Regions from separate parts of the Mus musculus genome. Here all the other regions are linked to region 3. The links are chromatin loops, found by intact Hi-C in ENCODE. Cell type or tissue: left cerebral cortex. All regions are shown on one strand.

What was found. Peaks named below come from ENCODE experiments on the same cell type or tissue, not always from the same donor. Only the 100,000 strongest peaks of a DNase experiment are listed, where the experiment ranks them.
Region 1: it touches region 3 in a loop (5-fold over the local background); 2 of 42 quality-filtered maps call a loop at or near these places.
Region 2: it touches region 3 in a loop (2.0-fold over the local background); 3 of 42 quality-filtered maps call a loop at or near these places.

The regions. Positions count from the first base shown.
Region 1 is chr2:134,910,975-134,918,974 of GRCm38, forward strand. The region is part of intron 2 of Plcb1 (phospholipase C, beta 1); the gene reads left to right. Gm39941 (a long non-coding RNA gene) reads left to right here and starts at 6,545. Exons shown (of 2, transcript XR_866761.2): 1 at 6,545-8,000. In left cerebral cortex, a CTCF peak has its summit at 272; DNase peaks (open chromatin) are centred at 27, 1,001, 1,885, 3,271 and 3 more places; H3K27ac peaks cover 4,219 bases.
Region 2 is chr2:135,006,259-135,014,258 of GRCm38, forward strand. All of the region lies in intron 3 of Plcb1 (phospholipase C, beta 1), which reads left to right. Among named protein-coding and RNA genes, the nearest start is that of Gm39941, 93 kb to the left of the region's middle. In left cerebral cortex, CTCF peaks have their summits at 1,095 (motif pointing left) and 1,843 (motif pointing right); a DNase peak (open chromatin) is centred at 4,309; H3K27ac peaks cover 1,330 bases.
Region 3 is chr2:134,842,533-134,850,532 of GRCm38, forward strand. The region is part of intron 2 of Plcb1 (phospholipase C, beta 1); the gene reads left to right. Among named protein-coding and RNA genes, the nearest start is that of Plcb1, 60 kb to the left of the region's middle. In left cerebral cortex, no CTCF peak of the experiment used is centred here; a DNase peak (open chromatin) is centred at 4,215; H3K27ac peaks cover 1,566 bases.

The DNA.
Region 1 (8,000 bases), 68 kb after region 3:
CTGTGGCTGGCAGTCAATGGCTCCTGCTGCGATGGAAAGCAATTACTCAGTACCAGTCCCCTGGGAGGCTGATGACAAGGCAAGCATGTTCCCCACATTCATCTATACAAGGTGTAATAATTAAGCCAACAGAATCATAGTGTCTGCCTGAAGGGTGTACAAAGAAGCAGCAGGGACCCTCTTGGCTTGTTCATCACCTCCATGTTACCTCCACAGACTAGTAATTACTCAAGGGGTTTATGGCATTTACATGTGACAGCAGCCTTTGCTGCTGTAGTACCTTTAAGGTCCAGTGGGCAGAAGAAACCGTGTTTATAACCAGTGAAATGTAAGCACTGAGGGCTTGAATAATTTCCCTGATATCATCCTTCAGAAAGATTCTACATGCCTTGACAGGGAGGAAGATGAAGATGCATTCTAGAGTTAGCCACCATGGTGCTTGTCACGGGCAGTACCATTACATATATGTTCTCTGAACAGCAGGATTTTTTCTGTTGGAAATGTAGCTGTCTAGTCTTCATCTCCCAGTGGTAGTGGACAAAGACTAAGCAGCCGATTGGTTCTCTTAAATTAGATGTGAGATCTCGTGCGGAGTGACCCATAGGCTGCTTTCTTCCCCAGGCTGGAGATTAGAAACACAACTGAGCGGAGAGCAGTGTTGGGTTGCTGAACAAGGAGAAGGTAATGAGCAACTCAAGTTGAGGACAGATTTAGGGTGCTGAACTGGGAGTGAAGATTTACAAGAGCCTAACAATTGTGCCAATAAGGCGGGTTGAAAAATAAGCTAATGTGTTTGTGTCTTTTACATGCACATCTGAGGGAACCTGGGCAGGGCTGTTAATGAGGTCCACCCTGAACTTGAAGTGGGGTAGTAGCAACTCCATGCTACACCTAACCAATATATTTGGAGTTCTTGGCAAATCCTGAAGCCTGTGTTTCAATGCTGTCTGTTCTATTCTTTCCTTCCCAAGTCCACACCCTACCAGCGAGTTACACCCTAGAGCCAGCTTCCTCTTCTTGGCGAAGGCTTCAAGTAAATAAGAAATGACTGTTCATCTTACAATCTAAGACTTTCCCTCGGATACTGGTAGAAAAAAAAATTCAGAAGAAGAAGGGGGAAAAAAGAGCTGTTATATCTTATGTTGGTTTTCTCTAGAAGCAGAGTGACGGACTGGAATCAGCATGTAAGGGAGCCACTGAAGACATGTTCTCAGGAAAGAGTCTGAGAAAGGCAAAATATGCTAGCGAAGAACTAGCAAATCATAGGCTGGAGGTCAAATAGTTATATGAATGGAGAAAGTTTGACAGAGTCAGTGACACGAAAGAATGTGTGGTTCATAATGGAGGTACTTAGCTGATTGTTGAAGATGGGCCTCAGCACTAGTACATTAGTTGAGATAATAATAGCACAATTTGATGGGGGATGCTAAGACTGTTCAGCTCTGCTCAAACACTTGGCATGTGCCTTGACAGAGCTTCTGAGGCTGAAGTGTGTACCAACTTCCCCCAAACCTTGATGAAATGTAGTCTTGTTTCAGAAAGTTTGATGGTAGCATTTCTACTCAGATACCCTGGAAAGGTGATGTGCTTCTCCTCTGGCTACTGCATGTATTCTTTACATTTTGCAGATGAGGAACATGAGGCAGAGGATAGCCAAGCCACCTGGTTTAAATTATAGAAGTAGGAACCAACTGGGGTGTGGGTCTGCCAAGCCTGGCTCCTCTGGGCTATTCTGAAATGCTCTAGTGGAAGGTCTCCACAGAAAGGTGAAACTGGAAATAAATTGGCGCAGCCAACAAAGGAAAGACAAATGTCCCTGTGGTGAATCCCAAGGTGAGTGAGGCCAAGCCACTGGCCAAGACACTCACGGACAGCCATGACTAAGTATGACTCAGAGAGCTTGGTCTGCTCCTCTCCCAGTTTCCCTTCCAACTTCCTGGGACTCCAAACCATTTGGCTGCAGCTTGTCAGTGTTTCTGAGTGGCTCAGAAGGAACTAATCAGTGAGTGTCAGAGCCTCTGAGAGATGAATGGCAGCAGGTATAATTTCTCAAAGATCATTCCTTTTGTCTTTTTCCGTATTCCAACATGTAACGTAAAAACAGCAGGCAACTGGAGATTTATGGCTTGATTCATTCTAATTGATTTCTTGGCTTCCTTGGGTCTAATTAATTTTTTGCTGTGTCCCCTAAAATGGTACAGCAGGCTTCCTAAAAGCTTCAAGCACACAGCTGCTTCCCAGTTTCTGAACATCTAAAACTTGGTAGGTAAATAGAAATCGATTTTGTTTTTGAAACCCAGACAGAACAGAGGGAAATAGGCTGCAGAATGCATCAGAAGACCACGAATGACATTTATTTCAGTTCGCTAAGGAGGAGACTTTGAGGCAAGACTTGAGTGCAGTTACTTTTGGGGAGACAGTGCCAGGAAACCCTTTTGTGCCTTGGAGGAGTGAGAGAGGGAACAGAAATCACAAACTGTGTGTGTTTCAAGGCAGTTGTTCCTGCCCTGGCGAGCCAGGAGGTCTTGGGAATTTTCTAGGAGATAGTCTGTGTTTTCTGCTTCAAGCCAAGGAAGGAGTCAACTGTGGGGCTTATCCTCCAGTTCCATCAGTCATGGTTCAATGGCTTGGGGGGTCTGACACTGACACCCAGTCTTGAGCCTGATGTATCGGGCAGACAAAGCTATGAGTGCTTACGTTTGGCACTGAGGAGGTGAGTCCGTGCAGAAATGGTAATTGAGCAAGGTCCATAGACAGCACAGCTCAGTGTCCTTTACACTGTCTGAAGGTAAGCTGTGCTGCTTTGACCTTTTTGTGCATCAGTAATCTGCCCTACCTCCCCATGCTTCCCTAGCCTCCTGCTTGTTACCACCATCTGTGGAACTGCAAAATCTAGAAGACCTTTACATTGACTTGGAGAAACTAAGGCAGCTGTGCACTTTAACCCCATTTATGAGGGTTTGAAATACTGGTATGTATCATAGATATGAGTTGTATGCATTATAATTATAAATTATAGCTGCTGGCAAGGTTAGGCAGACTAGAAAGTGTTCAAGGCTTTCCTTCATTCAGTTATTCTGAATCCTTCACAATTACCAGTCAGTAGCATTTTAGTGGGGAGGCGGGGTATGGGAATAAACGAATGCCCAGCCAAACTGAAAATTGAATAGAAGCTTATTTTGGGCAGTAATTTTTAATGGGCTTAAAATTTAATCTGCAGAGTGCCACATTTGTGTTTCTCCTTGTTAGGACTGAAGGAGGAATAAAAGAGTGTGTTCTGGGCCAACACTGAGTTGGCTCCATCCAGACCAGTGCCTACAGGGTCCTAGTGCCTACCTTCTTGAATGGAGCCCCTCAAGCATTTCTGTGAGCTTCCTGGCCCAGCTGCTATTGCTTACCTTGTCCTGCTCATGGGGAGAAAAGCAGAAGGACACCACTGTGGTCACCAAGCCTAGGGTCAAGGTTCAAGAAAGGCTGGGGGTCTCCTGGGGTCCTCATTTCATGTTCTCATGCAGACTTGGCTACTTATTAGTCTGTTGCCTTAACATTTTCCTTAGAAGTCACAAGCATTGGTAGACTTGCCAGATCAGGGCAGTTTCAGGATCTGTCTCCTGCTTACTCTGGTATTTTCAGCATGTTTGTGTGAGATTGCTGTTGCTGCCTATGAAGGCAGAAGGCAGCTGGGTATCTTCTCCAAGGTGGCAGGTCCGCAGTGACCCAGCTTCCTCCTTCAGGTCTCACCCAATAACGTTCACCTCCTGCTCTTGCTCTTGACACTTTGTCCCCTGATGACTCATGGGTCCTTGGAGGAAAACTCAAGATCTGAATTGTATCCTTGTCCCTCTGTCACTATCCCTGTGAACCTCTGTGCTTCTTCTCCCTGCATCTCACTATGGCTTTTCCTTTAGATTACATATCATGGTGTTCACATGTGTCCTACAGTGTTTTAAGCATCTAGTAAACCAGTCTTTTCTAGCTGTCATAATTTTGCTATGAATGGGTCTTGTTTTTACCTCCATTTTACAGATATGGAAACAAGTTAACACAGTGATGATTATGAAAATAATATTCAGCTGGAGGAAATATAAAAATGAGATAATTTTTACTTTTTGTGTTCTCCTTCGTCCCTTTGTGTATCTATTCCAAGGGCTTTGGGGATGTCTTAAAATACACAGTAAAGGGTTGATTTGCATGCTCAGAAGATTAAGTGACTCCAAAAGGGAGGAAATGCTACTGGGCAAAAATAGCATTGGCGATGTGTTCAGACACCTCCTAAGCTCTGCTCTGTGTTTTCATGTGTATAATCTTCTATGGTGAGTCAAAGGATACAAATGTTCTAGAACAGATTGACTGAAGAAAGGAACTTTCTAATCAGCTGGCTTGCAGGATAAGCAGGAATCCTTAGGGCTCCGTGAGGAGCTGTGAATGAATTGAAGAGGTTTGACTTGCTTGCTTTGTCAATCCTCAGCATTTCACATAAGACTTCTTAATCTTAATGCCTGATAAGATGTTTATTTATTGCCTTGAGGGTGTGTGCAAGGAACATTTCATGAAAGTATATCCTAATGGTTAAGAAAGGAGGCAGAGTCTGTGTTTGATTCTGAGTCTCTATTTGAGTATTGAATGGTAGTCAGTCACATAAAGTATCTGGCCTTGGATTCATATCTATAAAATGAACACAGTAGAAAGATGGCAATACAAAGATGCCAATATGTCCTAAGGATGCTCTGAATGCCAGATGCTCATGTTATTGTAAAGCCTTGCCCAGTCTGAAGCACTCTTCTGTGGCATTATAAGGCCTGATTCTGTGACTTTGCTGAAATCCTTTAACTACACTCTGCACCATTTGTTTTTCCAGAAAAATGAAGTTTATAATGCTTTTCTCACGACATTAAATTACTATCTATATGTAAAACTCCTGGGGGAGCACCTAAAATCTTTGCCTGTTATCATATGTCTATCCAAGAACTTAGTACATAGTAGACACCCAATAAATATTAAATATTTGTTAAGCCTGTAAAAAATAAACCAACAAAAAAAAACAGTATTAGTAGCTGCGACAGCAGAGAACTTTTCACAGTAAAGTGTTATTATCTGACTGATATCTGGATATCTGATGCTGCTTGACATGTTGAGGTGTAGATGGTTGTCTTCAGGATGGGGGAAATGGTGGTTTACAAGATAGGGTGGGGCAAAGAAAGAGAGCTGTGGACAGCTGCCTCAGTCTCAGACAAGGGCTGCTTTTCTTGCCTAACTTCTGCTGGGTGTTTAATCAAGTGGGCTGAGATTGTGTCTAGCCATGTATATGTGGGTCTCTCCTGCTTTCCATCTGTCTCTGTCTGAGTCTGCCTGTCTCTGTCTGTGTCAACCTGTCTCTGGCTTTGTCTTTCTCTGTGTGTATCTGTCTGTCTGTGTCTCTGTCTCTCTTTCCTTCTACCACCCGCACAGTAAGGACTGAGATCGTATGCTGGAGGAGTTTCCGATACTGAGCACCTTTAGAGGAAGCTTTGGAAAATGCACTAGCCTTTGCCCATGCTGTTGTTTTGTTTACAATTTTACACATGATGAGGTGATCATATGTTTTTGTTTCTGCTGATGTGCAAGATGAGGGAGATTTAAAAAAGTAATTTCCAGTACAAAATAATTTCTACTCAGCAGTCTATGCTTTATTATTGCAAGTTCTTTTTCATTACTTGGAAAGAACTTGGATAAGATTAAGTGTATAGACCTATGTCTCTCTGTATATCTCTGTGCAATTATTTACAGATGCATGTATACATGTATGTAACATTATGCAAGATATACAAACATAGATTTATATGCATATATGAGTTGCTGTGTATCTATGTACAGATATGTAGAAATGAAGGTAAAAGTCTCCAGTGTATGAGTGTACTGATGAACATATATTCTAAAGTGTGCTTTGCCATATTCATAGTAATTCATAGTTCAATTGCCAGAGAATAGCTGTACATTGACGTTAAAAATACAAAAATAGTATGGGGGAAAGCCACTGAAAGCCATGGTCTCTTAATTGTTTATTGACAAAATTCTTGAAAGAGAACTTGAGAAAATGGGGGAAGGCAATTGAATGCCAAGTAATAATAATCATATCCACTGAAGGATGGCTGAGAGTGAGAGCACTGATTGGGAAAAGAAAGCTTTCTTGGGACTCTGTGGATGTTGGAATCGCTCACGCCCAGCAGCTATGAGGGATTTTAAAGATGAAGAGTAGACATTCTCTCAGGAATTAAAACCAGGAATTTTACCAGAAGGTTTCAGAGGGACAGGTTATCATAAAATGGCAAATTCTGTGCATCTTGCAGTAGGTTCTGTGCCTCGTTGGTCCTAACCTGAATGCTGACATGTCTGACTTGCATTTATTTTGCTGTTTAGAGTTCCTGTTGACTTTGTAGGATGTCCTGATGCTGGTCTTGCATGTTGCATCATGGTCCCACAAAACGCCTGTTCTGATAAGATGAAGCAAGAACTTGAATCAGATGCAGAGTTTAGGCAAACATCCTTTCAAGGCTCACTGTGAGTACAGGAGTGAAGAGCAAGAAACGACATATTTTGCATTCTTATTACTCAAGCTATTTCTTCTTTTAAGAAAATATCACCTTGGTCATATTTCTGATATTTGTTTTTAAGGGAATGCATTTAATCTCAATGTACTAAGGAAGACTTATTGAAGGCATGAACATACTGTTCCATTTGGGAGTCTAGAGCCCAGGATTTTGTTTTCTCTACTTTCAACATAGAATGAGACAGTGTGACATAAAAATTCCTTGGGGAAATCAAACCTTATTTTGCACTTTTTTATGTGTGTGTGTGTGTTTCCTCAGATTATAAAAAAGAGTTGCATGTAAAGATTATTTATTTTTAATTTTTAGATGTATGCATTGAGCATTTCTTTGATCCAAGCCCTTATGATGTTATAGGACAGAGGACCTTCAATGGAATCGAGCATGTTAAAATACATGCGTGGGCATGTTTCACATGGGCAATTCTACTTATAGTACTATTTATCAGGAATATAGAGTCAGTAGATTGTGGTGGTTTGATAAAAATGGCCCCCATAGCCTGATGTGTTTGCATGTTTGTCCCATAGAGAGGCACTATTAGGAGTTGTGGCTTTGTTGGCATAGGTGTTGGAGGGAGTATGGGTAAGATTTAAGGTTTCATATGCTCAAGTTATTCCCAGTGTGGACACAGTCTCTTGGTACCAGCTCTCGTATGTAGAACTCTCAGCTCTTTCTCCAGCATCATGTCTGCCTGCATGCTGCCATGTTCTCCTCCATGATGAAATGAACTAAACCTCTGAAACTGTAAGCCAGCCCTAATGAAATGTTTTCCTTTATAAAAGTTGCCATGATAATGATGTCTCTTCACAACAATTTAAAGCCCTAACTAGGACATAGATAGATGCTTGCTAGATAGTAGATAGTTTATGAATGGAAAAAATAAATGGTAGACACCATAGATGCTCTAGAATAGAGCCAAAAGGAGTCAGCAGAGGTACCCCAAGTACTCTGGCACCTTCACGCACCCCATTATGACAGCCATCACTCACAATTTCTGTCCTCGGGCCTCTATTCTGTATTTCCTTTCTTTCAGGTATATCTAATTTTTCAGAGGGAAGTTCACTTAGACTCTTAAGCAGTTTTTTCTGCCTAGTACAGTGACCAACACATAGAGATTTTCAAGCTAAGCACCTAGTTGTTATACCTTAAAATACTATCTTGGGTTTGTTTTTAATGATGTTACCTGCTTTATCATGTGCCTTACATGCACATATAAACATGCACAGGCTACTTTTAGGACCAGACCCCCTTCTATTTTCAACATTCGCCTCACTGAAAGGCATGCCATTCAGGGATTGGATAGAGATGTATATACTTTCTACTCCCAAACTCATACCACCAACCCTCTCTATGTCTCCTTTGTAGCTATCTATTGACATCTCCACTTACATATTGCTCTCTTACCCTCATTTTAAT
Region 2 (8,000 bases), 160 kb after region 3:
GCAGTAATGGAGGACCACTGACTGCTATGCCTGAGACCAAATGTGCTTTACCCTGCAAAGTGGGTAGGGAAACATGTCGTAAAGGGACCCCTGTTACTGAATGGTCACAGAGTCCTGAAATGTTGTCGTGTGTGTGCAAAGGAGAGGCTGCTTTTCCGGTTATACTGAGCATTGGGTGCAGGTTTTCAATGGTGGGCTCTTCTGTTGGTATTATAAGACCTTACAGATCCAGGAATATGACCATAAAATGTGCTTGTACTGTCATATCTCAAGTGGGAAACAGGCTACATAGAAAATAATGCACTTTCATAACACATTCAAGACAACTAGAAAGGGGTGGGCCATGTGGTTTGGGCTTATAAGATCCCAGTTATTGAGAAGCATGAGAGTTCAAAGACACTCTGGGTTCTATAGCAAACACACACACACACACACACACACTCACACATACATATGTGAATATATATATGTATATATATATATTCATTCTCAACAATGGACTAGTCAATGCTGTTGGAGCTACCTAGTGTACTATCATGATTCTCAAATACAATAAGGACTTTAAAAAATATATGAAATTTTATATACAACCACACATATATAAACTATTATAAAGACAAGAAACATAAGTCTGAATTTTGGAGTTTGGCAACCTCTACAGATTACTTGCTTTTCAGCCAGGGCCTAATCAATGTTGAAGACCCTTTGGAAACTGAGCCTCAATGTTGTGCACGTGAGGAGGCATTGAGGTCAGGAGTTAAGGTGACACTCTGAAGACAAGTTTGACAAAGGACAGCAGTCTTGGACTAAAAATAAAGAGAAGGAAGGACAAGACTAAACACAGTTCTCTAGAGTTCTAGTCCTTTCTCGGTAGAACACATGCAGTTTTCTGGGGCACTGAAGTTGTTTTGAAGAAGACCGCCATAGGAGCTGCCTCCAGATTGTTCAAGCTCCAGTCAGACCTTCCTGGAAGTCTACTTAGGCCCTTCAGGAAGGTCAAGCTATCAAGATTAGCACCCAGCACTCCCACCCTGCCTCAGTTAATTGCCTTGTGCTATGGATGGTTCTGGAGCAAGTGCTGCCCTCTTCAGGCAGGCTGAGGAATTCTGCTCCATCTCAGTTTCTATTACAGATGCACAGCATTTTCCCTCTGGGGGTTTTGTTTTGTTTTTGTTTTTGTTTTTGTTTTTTTTTTCAATTTTTTATTAGATATTTTCTTCATTTGCATTTCAGATGCTATCCTGAAAGTCCCCTATACCCTCACCTGCCCTGCTCCCCTACCCACCCACTCCTACTTCTTGGCCCTGGCATTCTCCTGTACTGGGGCATATAAAGTTTGCAAGACCAAGGGGCCTCTCTTCCCAATGATGACCGACTAGGCCATCCTCTGCTACATATGCAGCTAGAGATGCGAACTCTGGGGGTACTGGTTAGTTCATATTGTTGTTCCACCTATAGGGTTGCAGACCCCTTCAGCTCCTTGGGTACTTTCTCTAGCTCCTCCATTGGAGGCTCTGTGTTCCATGCAATAGATGATGACTTATGAGCATCCACTTCTGTATTTGCTAGGCACTGGCATAGCCTCACAAGAGAGAGCTATATCAGGTTCCTGTCAGCAAAGTCTTTCTGGCATATGCAGTAGTGTCTGGGTTGGTGGTTGTTTATGGGATGTGTTTGATGCATTTTCTCCTATGCAGCACTTGGTTTCATTTGAATTTATCCTATTTTCTGTTGCATATGAAGGAAGAATAGTTATTTTGTACTTTTTTTAAAAAAAGATTTATTTATTATTGTATGTAAGTACACTGTAGCTGTCTTCAGACACACCACAAGAGGGAGTCAGATCTTGTTACAGATGGTTGTGAGCCACCATGTGGTTGCTGGGATTTGAACTCTGAAACTTCAGAAGAGCAGTCAGGTGCTCTTACCCACTGAGCGATCTCACCAGCCCTATTTTGTACTTTTTAACTTTTCCGTAGTTATGTTATAGTTTTGTTGTTGTTGTTGTTCCATTTTGCTTTGGTTTTATGTTTTGCAACAGACTCACACTCCAGCCCAGGTTGGGCTGACACTATTTTAAAGTACTCTTCCTTACCTTACGAGTTTTGGAATAACAAATCTTAGCTTTCAGTCATTTACTCTTCCATTTTATTTTATTTTATTTTATTATTATTATTATTATTATTATTATTATTATTTTTTTTTTTTGGTTTTTCGAGACAGGGTTTCTCTGTTTAGCCCTGGCTGTCCTGGAACTCACTTTGTAGACCAGGCTGGCCTCGGACTCAGAAATCTGCGTGCCTCTGCCTCCCGAGTGCTAGGATTAAAGGCGTGTGCCACCACGCCTGGCTCTACACTTCCATTTTAGATTAATTATTTTATTTATTTACATTCCAAATGTTGCTTCCCTTCCTGGTTCCTCCTCAATTTCGCCACCCCATCCCCCTTCCCTTTGCTTATAAGAGGGTGCTTCCTCTCCCACCCACCCACTCCCACCTCACCATGCCAGCATGTTGATACCCCCCTTTCCTGGGGCATCAAGGTCCTATGGAATTAAGTACACCCTTTCACACTGAGGCCAGACAAGCCAGTCCTCTGCTACATATGTAGCAGGGGCCACAGACCAGCCCATGTCTGAACTTTGGTTGATGGCTTAGTCTCTAGGAGCTCAGAGGATCCATTTGATAGTTGATACTGTTAGTTGATACTGTAGTTCTTCCTATGGGGTTACAATCCCCTTAAGCTCCTCCAGTCCTTTCCCTAACTCTTCCATAGGGGTTCCTAACTTCAGTCCAGTGGTTGACCTGTAAGTATCTGCATCCGTCTCAGTCAGCTGCTGGTAGAGCCTATCAGAGAACAGTCATGCTAGGCTCCTGTCTGAAAGCACAACATGGCATCAATAATAGTGTCAGGGTCTAGGACCTGCTCGTGGGATGGATTCTAAGTAAATCTGGTCTCTGAATGGCCTTTCTTTCAGTCTTCATTCCATTTTTGTCCCTGCATTTACTTTAGACAGGAACAATCCTGGGCCAAAAATTTTGAAGATGGACAGGTGGTCACATGCCTCAAATGGGGGCCATGAGTTTCTACTGGAGGTGGCATTTTTAGGTTTGGCTAAGGTCATCCCCATTATGTCCTGGGAGTTTCTCACTTTCATGGTGTCTGGGACTTTCTATAGGTCCCCTCTGCCCCACCTCACCCTGCTGCATATTTCTTTTTCTCTTACATTTACATCCTCAATCAGGTTTTTTCCCTGTTGTATGTTATGAGGTCTGAATCTTACATATTATTTTTAGAATTTCTATTTCTTTGTTCCAATTCTATTGACAATTTTAAAAGTGTGTGTGTGTGTGTGTGTGTGTGTGTGTGTGTGTGTGTGTGTGTGTGATGGGATAGGGTGGGTCAGAGTACAAACTTGTCTAATTAGTTTTTTCCTTTCTTCTTCATTTACATGGGATCGAACTCATGTTTCAGGTTTATAAGGCCAGGGCCTCTACCCCACTGAGCGCTGTCAGCTCCCAGCACTGCTTTGAATTCTGTATTTTAAAATATAATTGGATCCTTTTAAGTTTACTATTCTTTTATCCCAGTGCGAGCTACTGAGAAGTCTGTCTTTTGGACGAGTCTAAAACTTCACCTTTTCCCTGTGAGTTAGGAGCTACTGCTGTCTTATGCCCAGTTTTGGCTGTGCCTGGGTCTGATTCTCTGCTATTTCATTGCTCTGTCTGTCTTTGAATGTTTGCTAGAAAAACTTAAGGTATATTCATATTCCTCAGTGTGAAAGAGGATTACTATTAAAGAATGCCAAGAATATTAGTACCTTTTTACTAAGTTTTACTTTCAATACTATTTTCCTCACTTAATATCTGGGCCTATACAATACATTTTCTTTAAGGGATATATATATATCCCTTAAAGGTTACATATTATATGTATATGTGTTATATAGCATATATTATACATATTATATAATGTAATATTTATTATATATAATGTGTGTTTTAAAGCTACAAATGCAGTTTTATTCATTTACAAAAATTAATTTTACTAGTTTTACTGTTTTCAACTGCTTTGGAAATGTAAAACAAGTTCATTCCTACTTCAGCAAGTAACATAGTCTTATAGATTTAACCACAAAGACCAGAAAATAAAAACAAAAAGAAAAGTTTGTCTTATAAATTCAACTTCTGGAAAATCTGTGCCATCGCGGAGCTATTCATTGTATAATTTGGAGTGCATTTTGTGTAAAAATAACCTGTGTGCATTATTCATGTTGGCAGGCCCTTTAAATAGCCATAAAGCATGTGGGAGCGGATTGCATCTGCCCTGTGCTTTTTACGTCTGTCAATTCTAGGAGATGGGAATCTTGCATAATCCCAGAAGTTTTCTTATGTTCTGAACTGCTCGTGGCGTTTCATAGATGTATCTTGGCCGCATTATGCGGGTCAAAATGCCCCATTTCTTGATTGGACTCTGATCTAAGGAGGATAAGAACTGTCATTTTTACCTAATCACTGGGGAAAGTTGCAGCCTGAGTGAGACTCCACTTATGTGAGTGCCTGAAGGATCAGCTTTCTGCCTGTCGTTTGTGCTGCCGTCTTTGTGACAGTGGTCACCAGGTTTATCACCCTTCTATTATTTATTATACTGGAGACACAAATACTAAAATACATATTTAAATATGTTAGCTCCCTTGAGCAGAAGTGTTCTTTAGGCATTTAATATTTGTCATTTTGGTGGCATTGAGGATTAGACCAAACCTTAAATCTTTGGGGAGTGTTCTTTGCCACATAGTATCTCTAGCCCTTTTGCTTTCCAGAGGGTATCTAGTTAAATTGCACAGGCTGGCCTTGAACTCACTATGTAGCCCAGTAGAGCTTCAAACTTGAAGTCTTGTTGCCTCAGCGCCAACATTACAGGCTTCACTAACAGAATCTTCTATTTATTCTTTTCCAGATTTCTGTATGAATTTCAGAACCATTATTGTTCTTAATACTCTTGGAATTTTATTGGTATTTAAAATTTAGCACACAATGATAACCATTTTTGTCATTAGCATAATGATTATTTCTGTCCAGATGGACAGCATGACTTTATTTTCCTTCATGCTGTCTTTATAGCTTTTAAAATGTCTTAAAGTATTCATCATATACATAGATTATATCCCAAATACTATCCCACATGTATAGTATTCTAAATAAAACTTCTATCCATAGTTTGAACATCCTTTAATGAAATGTGTGTGTGTGTGTGTAATATATACACACATATGTCACTATGCACCTTATTTATTGAATCTTCATAATATTTTAGACTGTCTTTCTAATAGGAATGCAATCCAAGTGTCTCTGATGGTGGTTCCTCCTTATTGCTAAATATGGCATCTGTATTTTATAGCTTTGTGATTTTTATTTGTTTGTTTGCCTTGAATCAGAGCCTTACCCTTTAGCCCAGGATTGTCAATGTAGCCTGTTGTATTCACTATGTAGCCCAGGCTGATCTATAATTCACTATGTAGCCCACACTGACCTCAAATGTATCCTCCTCTCTCAGTCTCTCGGGTTCTGATATTACAAGCATGGGCGACCACAACCAGGCTTGGTATTTTCTTTGTTTTGGAACTTAATTTTACATACTTTGACAACTTGGTAAAATTCTTATCCATGTGTATTTTCTTAAGAATTAATCAATATTGCATGTAATTATATGTTATGAGAAGTCAAATTTGTGATTGGATCTAATTCAGTTAAAAGCATAGTGAACATCTTCCATAAAAAGATCTTGCAGTTAGTGTCATATAATATTAAAGAATAAATAAGAGGAAGTGCTGCTGTTAGTGGTCCTTACACATGAAACAAAAGAGCAGGAGGAAATATAAGAAACAATGTAATATGATGTAAGTATAGTGAATTCCAGCAATGAAACATAGAAGTGATTTAGAAGATGTTAAAATTTGTTTTATAAGATAATAAGTTTGCCCAGTGAGCTGTGCATTGGATTGGCTAAATTAGAAGATGGTCATGGCCGGGAGTGGTGGTGCACGCCTTTAATCCTAGCGCTCTCGGGAGGTAGAGACAGGCAGATTTCTGAATTTGAGGCCAGCCTGGTCTACAAAGTGAGTTCCAGGACAGCCAGGGCTATACAGAGAAACCCTGTCTCGAAAAACCAAAAACCAAAAAAAAAAAAAAAAAAAAAAAAAAAAAAAAAGAAGATGGTCATGGCATCACCATGTGGCATTTCAATGTAGTGATTGTTGTCCAGAAACCAACCTGTATATGAACATAAGTGATGTCTGGTGAGACACACAGGTGATCGAGAATCAAAGAGAAGATTAATTTTATTCAACACCTAGAATGGCTTTGCCTGTCAACATCCAGTACCCTCGGATGTTAACCCAGCCAGGAAGGGGGTTTAGTGGAATCTATTCATGTCTTATGTAAAATTTGAATGCCCGGCCTACTAGACACCAAGACCGTTCTTGCTTTTTCATTGAGAAGGATGACTTATGCATAATTTCCTTTGTGCCATAAACATTGCCTATGTTAGTTAAAGTAGCTTTTCAAAAGTCTTTTTAGGGCTCATGTGTAGCTGTTTACATATCTAAAATATTTTTCTTATTTACCAGTAAAATATGTGACAGAGATTTTGTTTTCTTTCTTTGTAGGCAGGTTATATTATCAAGAATATTGACAGCTAACTCGCACTGAAAGCAATGGGTGGTATTGTGAATTTTTGGAATGAATCCCTGTGGTGTGAGTTTTTTTATTTTAGAGTTTGGACCACATATTTGCATATCTATATCAAAAGTCAGAGATGCTCAGTTTTCTATTATGTGCAATCACTAATACATCCATTCTGACATTTTCCCCAATGTTTCCTTCCATATCTAGTTGCTGACATGAAAATATGAGATTAAAAAGCAGTAAGGTAAAGGCTGAAAGAAATAGTTTCCAAGGTTATTTTACTTTTCTCTCATTTACCTTGAAAAACACAAACAAACATGCTCCTCGAGTAGCTAATACAGTGGGGGAGATAGCAGTTTTCTAGTGCAGCATAGAATTAAAGGGTGCATTATATCAAAAGGGTCTGTGGTCTAGTACAGTGCTGTATGGTTTGAAGTTTCTATGAAAATATTAAAATCCTTTAAACATTCCATTTTCAGAAATATTATGGACAGAGTTATCTAAATTATATCTTCATCCTTTACAACCTAGATTGAGTACAGATTGTATATTTTTGAAACATGATTCAGGCACTTAAAATGACATTTATTAGTAATTATGACTGCTTTGAGTTACAAATAATATACCAAAACCTGTTTCTTGAAGATTTTTGTGGTTCAATTACATATTTTTGGAAAGCTGTATATTTTCCTCAAATTCTGATCCCTGGCAGCTCTGTATTTATTCTCTGAAATGTGGAAATATTCTCTTAGTAGACAAGGAATGTTCAAATCATGAGTTGTCAGTGTTTAGTGCTCATGCTAGAGGGTAGAACTTAGAGTTCTTCACAAGCTGCAACAGCTATCCTGAGACTTGGGGACGTGAAGTCACAAATATTTGCAGTACTGATGAGCTATGAGTACTTCTACATCAGGCCCAGCTCCTGTGTGTCTACTGAGCTGTGAGTTGAAGAAGTTGCTCCTCTGATTTTGGGCTGGGATCTCTTGGGATCTGTTTTGGGGTCAGCTAGCTCAAGGCAGGTCAAGAATTGCCTCTACTGCTCTGTAAGTGATCCACATTCCTTTATAATTGACCCAGCCCAATCATGTTCTTGCGGGGAAAGAAGATAAAACACTAAGGTCTCTTAAGGTGCCTCCATCCAAAAAGGTACTCCATCAATTATGCAGCATTCTCAATGCCAAGGCACGTTTCTAGTTTGCCTTAGATTGGAGGGGCAAAATAGATTACCCGGTAGTACAAAGACTCACCAAATCACAGTGATGAAATGACTGGATAATATGAAAAGTGGGAGTTGAGGCTATTTTTGCAGTTAATCTT
Region 3 (8,000 bases):
TTTTGCCTATCTGTGATTTTGCTATCAATCACAATGCTGAAAAGATCTGATGATTGAGAGTCAGTGGGGAATGTCATCAGTTTCTCTGTGTACCTCTGATTGTCCAAAGCCTCTGAGAAGTGGAAGCTCTGATGGGATTAAATATGCAAAGATTTTATTATTGGAAATACTTGTGTGATGAAGAAAATAATTATGAAATAGGCAGAAGGAGACTGGGAGGTCTCTCAATTTGAGATATAATTTTGAGGGAGAACTGATAGGTTGATTAGAGAAATCTGAAGCTTTTGTTTTGTTTTAAGTGAAATCAGCTGTCAGAGTATCTTATCTCCTAGGCAGAGACCAGTATGTACTTTTCTGCTGGGATCTATCACTGACTCTGAGCACCATTGTAAGTCTTGACCTCAGCATGAATGTGATGGTATTCTGACCTCAATAGCCTGAGCTTTTGGTGAGACTCGTTCTCTGCATAGCCCTGTAATAATGCTCCCTTGCGAAGTGGATGGCAAAGTGGATGCTGGACCTTGTCACTTTGTATTGGTTCTCACATGACTTCACCCACCCCTGTGATATGCAGTCACTCACTTTTAGTATGCAGTTCTGATCTCTTATCTACCATGCTAGCCTTATCTTCCTGTTACTTGTGAAGCCCTTTGCTTTGTAACCTTATAGAGCTTCCGACTCTGTACCTCACCATGAGCATATCATTCTTCTCCCAGCCCTGATCCTACAATTTATCTTCGTCTTAGCTCCTCATGTCATCTTCCTTGACATCCCCATATTAAACCTCTGGAATTGTCTTCTTCCTCTCGGGATACCTCAACAGGTACCATATCCTTTGGGTATATCTGTAATTCTGCCCTCTTTCTATTTCATCAGTGACCATTCTAATTAGGTTCACAGTTTTCTCTTTAATCACATATTTTATAGTGGCACAAGACGTTCTCAGTCCACTCTTTTGGTGATGGAAGTGGCTGGCCAGACACCGTTTACTTCATAGAGTTCTTATGATTGATTTTTCTCCATAGTCCTTGGCTTTGATGCCTGTTAAAATAAATACCAGTGTCTGCAATAGAGAATGAGTGTGGTGGTGGCAGTATTCCCACTTCTGGCTTTCACATAGCTACTATGAATGAGAGTTTGAATATATAATTCAAGTTTCAGACTCCAGCAGTGCCTACTGTATGTATAGTGGTAGAGAAAGAGTTAAAGTAAATAGCTAAACTATAAACAAATATGGCTACTGTCTAGTGTGTGCTGGGTTGATGATGGTGGTGGTTTTCTTATGCCTTATAGGCACATTGGAATGAAACATGATAAAAAATTTCATAAAGAAGAAATGATTATTGAACCAAGTAGTTTAAGATTCAACAATGATCAGATTGATTAATTTTTTATTAATTTTTTGCTTAATGAGTAAATTATATCTCCTCTTGTAGGGGAAATAAGTCCTTTGAAATGAGGGGCATGCTGGTTTAGTATTTTAGTAATGATTTTACTATAAAGGTATGGGTGAACATCATGTTTATGTGAATCTGTACTGAAATTCATACATTTTATTAAAATATGTACTATGTTTATTTTATTCCTATTAGGAGATATTCCATTTGCACATGTAAAAAACGGACATTTTGGAAGCAGAGATGCTGCACAAGGGAAATGAATCCCTTTCTACTTTGCAACAAAGGTTCTGGCAGGCACAGTCTGATGTTCTCATAGGAAGCCCAGTGACCTTGTGGATGAATGGATTTTTCAATCACATTGTAAAGTTTGCCATAATTTGTCATCCATATAGTCTTAAGAAGCAGGGTTATGACAATATATTGATTCTCCATCCCCCACATCTTATATTACTTCCAGTAAGATTTATCTAAGAGCTAGATCTCTTTCAGCTTGGGAGAACTTGAGTGCCGACAACTTCCCTCTTCCTTGCTATTTGTCACATGCAGAGCCACTGAGGAACTCAAGCACTTTGGGGATGCTTTGCTCAGAAAACAAGTTGCATAAGTATCCAGGAGAAGAATAGTAGGAAGGGTAGTTTTAACAGAATATTTGTTAATGTTCTATTAGGTCACAAGGCTGTGACTTGAGAGCAGCTGGCTTGTTGCTAGGGTATCCCGAATTGGTAGTGAACAAGCACTCTGCTTGTTCCCTTTTCTCACCGACAGACACATTAAGACACAGAAACAAAGACCTATAGATTCTGTATACACTTCTAGAGTCAGAGTTCTTCAGATCAGATGGCAGGTGACTCCATTTCCCTGTGTTTTTGAAGCAGCAGACCCCTCCCCCCTTTTTTACTAGTTGTACATATCCCCATGCCTTTTCCGGGAAGCCTTGTTAATTATTAATCAGGTCAGTGTATGAACCTCATGAAATTCTCAGATAAGGACTTTCTTGATATCTCTTTTTACACTCACTGTTAAAAGTATACAGATTAGTGTTATTTTTGCTTGATTATGTGAAACTGTTCAGTTCTACACTTGAGAAAAATCCTAACTGTTCCCAAATACCAATACTCCTGTTTTGAAACTTGAAATTCTTTCCCCTTGCCATCAGAGATAAGTTATGCGTTGTGGTTAGTGAGCTTGATGCCCACATGTAATCTTGTGTTTATGATGGCAGAATGAGGTGGGGAGTCAGTTTTTTTTTTTTTTTTTGAATCCTGGTTCTTCAGGTCGGTTGGCTACTGAGTTTAGAGGCTGAGGCATCTACAGGCAACCTGTAGGTGCATAATGGTTCTGATTGCGTTTTATTCATAACACCCAGATTATTTACCAGCTTAAAGCTGGCTATTTAAGGGTGAGCATTAACTCTTTAGCAGCACTGGGAGCTCTTTAATAAGTAACTAAAGACCTGGAGGTGATCTCTATTTTTCTAAATGCACTGGCTTTTATTACAGGTGCAGTTCACTGAAGGTCACTCGGTGGTTTCAAATATTTAATGTCCTTTTCTAAGAGAGTGGCCCCAGGCCAGTGAGGAAGCTGGATAGAATGTTATTTGTCAGTGCCCTGTGCCTAGCACACTAAGCCAGGTCGTAGTAGTTGTGTTCTGGCAAGGAAAGCAAATTGACAGATGTGACTGGAGATAGTAGGAGGGCCTTGGATGAAACACATTAATGAGGTAAGAGTATATGCATCAGGGCTTCCAGCTGAATATATTTGTGGCTTTTGGGGAGTAATGTTTTATTTTGATGTAATTTCAAACTTAAAAGAAAATTAATAAGACCAAAACAAGGAACTGTACACTGCTGTATGGGGGGAGTTGAAATGACTAAAGACAACATTAAGGGCACATGACCAGTAACATCACCTCCTGGGAAGATTGAGGGCTACGAAAAGAGCTGTCTGTCATCCAGGGCTCCTAAGTGTTTTGACATAAAGGCTTCCATGAGGAAAAATGCAGCATTGCCTGTCTCCTTAGATCAGAGACAGAGGTTAGGTGTGCATCCCTCCTAATCTACCTGTGGAGATAGTAGAGTAGTGCACTTCTGTCAGCTACACGGAGCAAAAGGCACATGAATGACAGCAAAAGGCACCTGAATGAGGATTCAGCAGGTAGGGATAGGTAGAAATGACTCAGATGTAGAAGAGGCAGAGAGAATGTTCAGAGAAACTGTAGAAGAGAAAGGGCATATGTTCAGGGCAGAAGGCAGCTCAACAATATAATGGGAGTCAGATGGTGAAGGTATGTGTAAAAGACTGTGAGCTTGTTGCAAGATCTTATGAAAATGGGGCTTGTTTACAGGAAATGGTCTAATATCCACATAGAACCAGCTGACCTTAATGGAAAAATACTTTCTACTGACTATCCAGTATATCTCCAGCATTGCTAAGACATTTGCTGTGCATGGTTTTTGATGTTCAAGTCCAGCCCAGGATTTCTGCCTTTGTATGTAATACTTAGGCTATTTTTATATAATTAGTGGCTAAAAGACAACATTCAAAGTACAGATAACTGGTATTCTGATCCATATATGTTAGACGAGACTGTGGGGAAAAATTTGACAGGGGCGCGAATTAGATAGATAAGCCCCGATGGCCACAGCCATGGAGTACTATGCAGCTATAAAAGGAAATTCACAGGAAGTAGCAGCGCAGAAGAATGATGCCTCTGGGTACTGATGTGGAAATAGCTCCTGGGGGAGGGGGAAGAGGTAAGAATAATCTTCTTTTGCACATTTTTGCCTTAAAGAAGCTAGGAGATATAAAAATGAATAAAAGTGTTTTGTGGTGGGTGGAAACTGGCAGATGGAGATGGGTGGGTGTGAAAAATCTTCACTGGCTAAATAAACCTTCTTTATACTTTTTAAAGTGTGTTCATGTACAAGTTGATGAAAAATGTAGAAAAGACGACTCTTATGTTCTCATAGGAACCTCAAGGACAGCTATTTTTCCACCCCCAAATACATTATCTTCATTTCTCATTTAAATGGGAGCATTTTTCTTTAGACATGAAAATGACATTCTCCAGCTTCCCTTGCAGTCTTGTGCAGCTCCTGGACCAATGACACATAAGTGGCATTTGGTGTCCCTTGATATTTTGCCACAGATTTGATCAACCACAGAGTCTTTTTGCTTTGCTTTCTTCTTCCCAAGTATGGATGTCCAGAGCCTCAGCAGATGCTATGGACCAGGAGAATGCATTGGGCTAAGAGGACAGAGCAGAAAGATGGAAACATGAATTCTAGTGCTACTGTGTTGCTACCACATATCTGATTTCTGATTTCTCTGACATGAAATGGAAACAGTTCTATTGTTGAGGTGGCACAATTACTTTGATGTAATTCATAGCATTTATTAGATATTGGGTTCTGGTCTAGTATTGTCCCTTAATTTGAATTTTGTGTCCTTTTGTGATCTTATCTCTTTTGTGAACTTTGCTGCGACTTAGATTTTTCTATTACTTCTTCAGATCTTTAGGTTGAAGCAGTTGAAGCCTGAGATAAGTATTACTGCAGAATCATGAGCTATTTCAGCATTCAAAGTGCCAAAGTTATAAACATTCTCGTTAGTGTAGCTTGCCATTTTTCTTTGATAGGTAAATGTTTACAAGTAAACAGCTAAATATTTAACCCCTTAGCACTTGACAGAAACCATATACATATGTCAGAATAAGTGTTCACAAATTTAAAGACATAGAATTGCATGGATTTCAGAATGGGCAAATGTCAACAGTACTACCACACTTACAATTTAGGCAAAAGCAAGCCTGGTAAGGACTGGGGAAAAAATGGCAACAGTGATGGAGTTTATGTCTTAGATTGATAGGAGGTATTCTGTGGTCCTGGTGGAGAGGGATAATGTATTTTCAGCTAGCATATCTATTAATTTGTTTATAATAGACTATAGTAAATAAATGTTAATATTCTACGCCAAAAGACTTAGTAATAAATAAATTCATTTTCTCTTGCTGAAAGATTTGCACTTTCAGTACTAGAAGCAAAAGGGCATTCTACCATTCTATCTGTGACCACGACAGTGTCTGTCTTACTGTCCACATCTCACTAGACTAGTCTTGCTCAGGGAGCAACAATGCAGGAGCAACAAGGAGACAAAGTTGAGGCATGTTTCATAACATCTAAATTCTTTGCAACCTGCAATGACTTCTTTCAGCCCCCTTATACTAACTCAATTTGCATATCCAATTTAGCACCTTTTCTCTGATTTAAGTAGAAATAATACTCGACTGGAAAAAATTGCATAATTATTCAACATTATGAAGACGGGCTTTTCCCAGATGTTATTAGTAGAAAACCTTTTCAGAAAATAAAGAAGAAAGCATTCCAATGGAGAAAAAATAAAAGAGGCTTAAAAGATAAAGCAATAATTTGTCATTGTGTTGCTGAGAGGGAAGGTCTGCCTCTGCTGAAAGTTGCTGTATCCTCCAGATTCTTTGAAACTGATCCCCACTGTTGTGGCATGTGGACTTGGGGCCTTTAGAAGGTGACAAGGAGTGTTCTGGGTGGGCCCTTGAAAAGGAAATTAGCACCTTTAGGAAAGAATCCACAGCATCCTCCTTGCCACACAATAAACAGTAAAAGATAGCCTTCTGGGAGGAAGAGTGTGGTCTCCAACTGGCATGGAATCTGCCAGGTAACTTGATTTATATGTAACCATCCTCAGAACTGAGAGAAATAAAGGTATGATTTGTTTTTACAAGCCATTCCGACTACTCTATTTTTGCTTTGAAAGCACAAATGGAGTGAAACAGATCTCTCCCGGTGATATAGTAATGTCAGCACATTTGACACAGAACAGACATGCCTTTTCTATTTCATGTTTTAAGCCATTTGTTTATTTATACATACGTTCTTGGGTAATTGTTCACTGAGCATCTACTTTGTGCTAGACCCATGCAACTGGAGATAGAGTCCCCAGTAGCATAGTACTGAGAGTCTTCTGTGGAGTGGAAGAGAAAGTAGACTACTCTGAAAGATAGTATTTCAAAAGAAATCTATTGAGGCTGTGGGTCCAGAGAACCTGGAGTCAGTAGGATCTGAGCTCTCAGACAGTTTGAGTGCAGATGGGAAGTACATTGAGTCTTGAGTCTGTGAATCACTTGAGCTTGGCAATGTGATAGAGCTTTCCCTGAGAACACTTAGAGGGCAAAGGCAGTGAAACCAGAGTCTAGGACATGGGACAGTAAGGTTGGAACAGTGATGCAGGAGAGAAAGTTCGGCAGTGCAGGAACATATGTGACCAGTATAAAGTGTTCTTCCTTATCTTTTTTGATAATTTTTGGTTGAAAGCTGATTTTATTCAATATTAGAATGGTTACTCCAGCTTGTTTCTTGGGACCATTTGCTTCGAAAATTGTTTTCCAACCTTTTACTCTGAGGTAGTGTCTGTCTTTGACACTGAGATGCGTTTCCTGTATACAGCAAAATACTGGGTCCCATTCACATATTCAGTGTTAGTCTATGTCTTTTTGAGTCCATAGACGTTAAGAGATATTAAGGACAAGTTCTTAAGATATTAAGGAACTTTTCTTCTATAATTTTGTTGAAGATATTTATTTGCCCTTTTAGTTGGGAATCTTCACCCTCTTTTATACCTATTACCCTTAGTTTTCATCTTCTCATTGTGCCCTGGATTTCCTGGATGCTTTGGGTTAGGAGCTTTTTGCAGTTTTCATTTTCTTCGATTGTTGTGTCAATGTTTTTTATGGTATCATCTGCACCCGAGATTCTCTCTTCTATATCTTGAATTCTGTTGGTGATGCTTGCATCTGTGATCTTTTACCTAGGTTTTCTAACTCCAGGGTTGTCACCCTTTGTGATTTCTTTATTGTTTCTATTTCCATTTTTAGATCTTGGATGGTTTTGTTAATTTCTTTCATCTGTTTGATTGTGTTTTCCTATAATTCTTTAAGGGATTTTTGTGTTTCTTTTTTGAGGGCTTCTAGCTGTTTATCTGTGTTCTCCTGTATTTCTTTAAGTGAGTTATGTATGTTCTTTATGGCATCATGAGATTTTACTTTAAATCCAAATCTTGCTTTTCCAGTGTGATCTTGTATCCAGGACTTGGTATGGTGGAAGGATTGGGTTCTGATGATGCCAAATAACCTTGGTTTCTCTTGCTTATGATCTTGTGCTTGCCTCCTGCCATTTGGTTATCTCTAGTGCTACTTACCCTTGGTATATCTGACTGGAGCCTGTCCTTCCTGTGTTCCTAGTTGTATCAGAACTCCTCAGAATCCAGATGTCTCTGTGATCCTGTGAGTCTGGAATCCTGTGATCCTGAGATCTTGGATGTGTCAGAGCTCCTGGGTTTCAAGCTGCCTCTGGGACCCTGAGATCCTGGTGTGGCCAAGCTCCTGGGATCCAGGGATCCTAGGCATGTTGGAGCCCTTGGAAGTGGAGCTTCCTCTGGGTGTTGTGGGACTGGCTCTGATCCTATGATCCTGGATGTGTTAAAGTACCTGGGAATGGAGCTTCTTCTGGGTGTTTTGGGACTGGCTTTGGAGTTTACCTCAAGGTCTGCTCAGGGCACAGGCCCAGA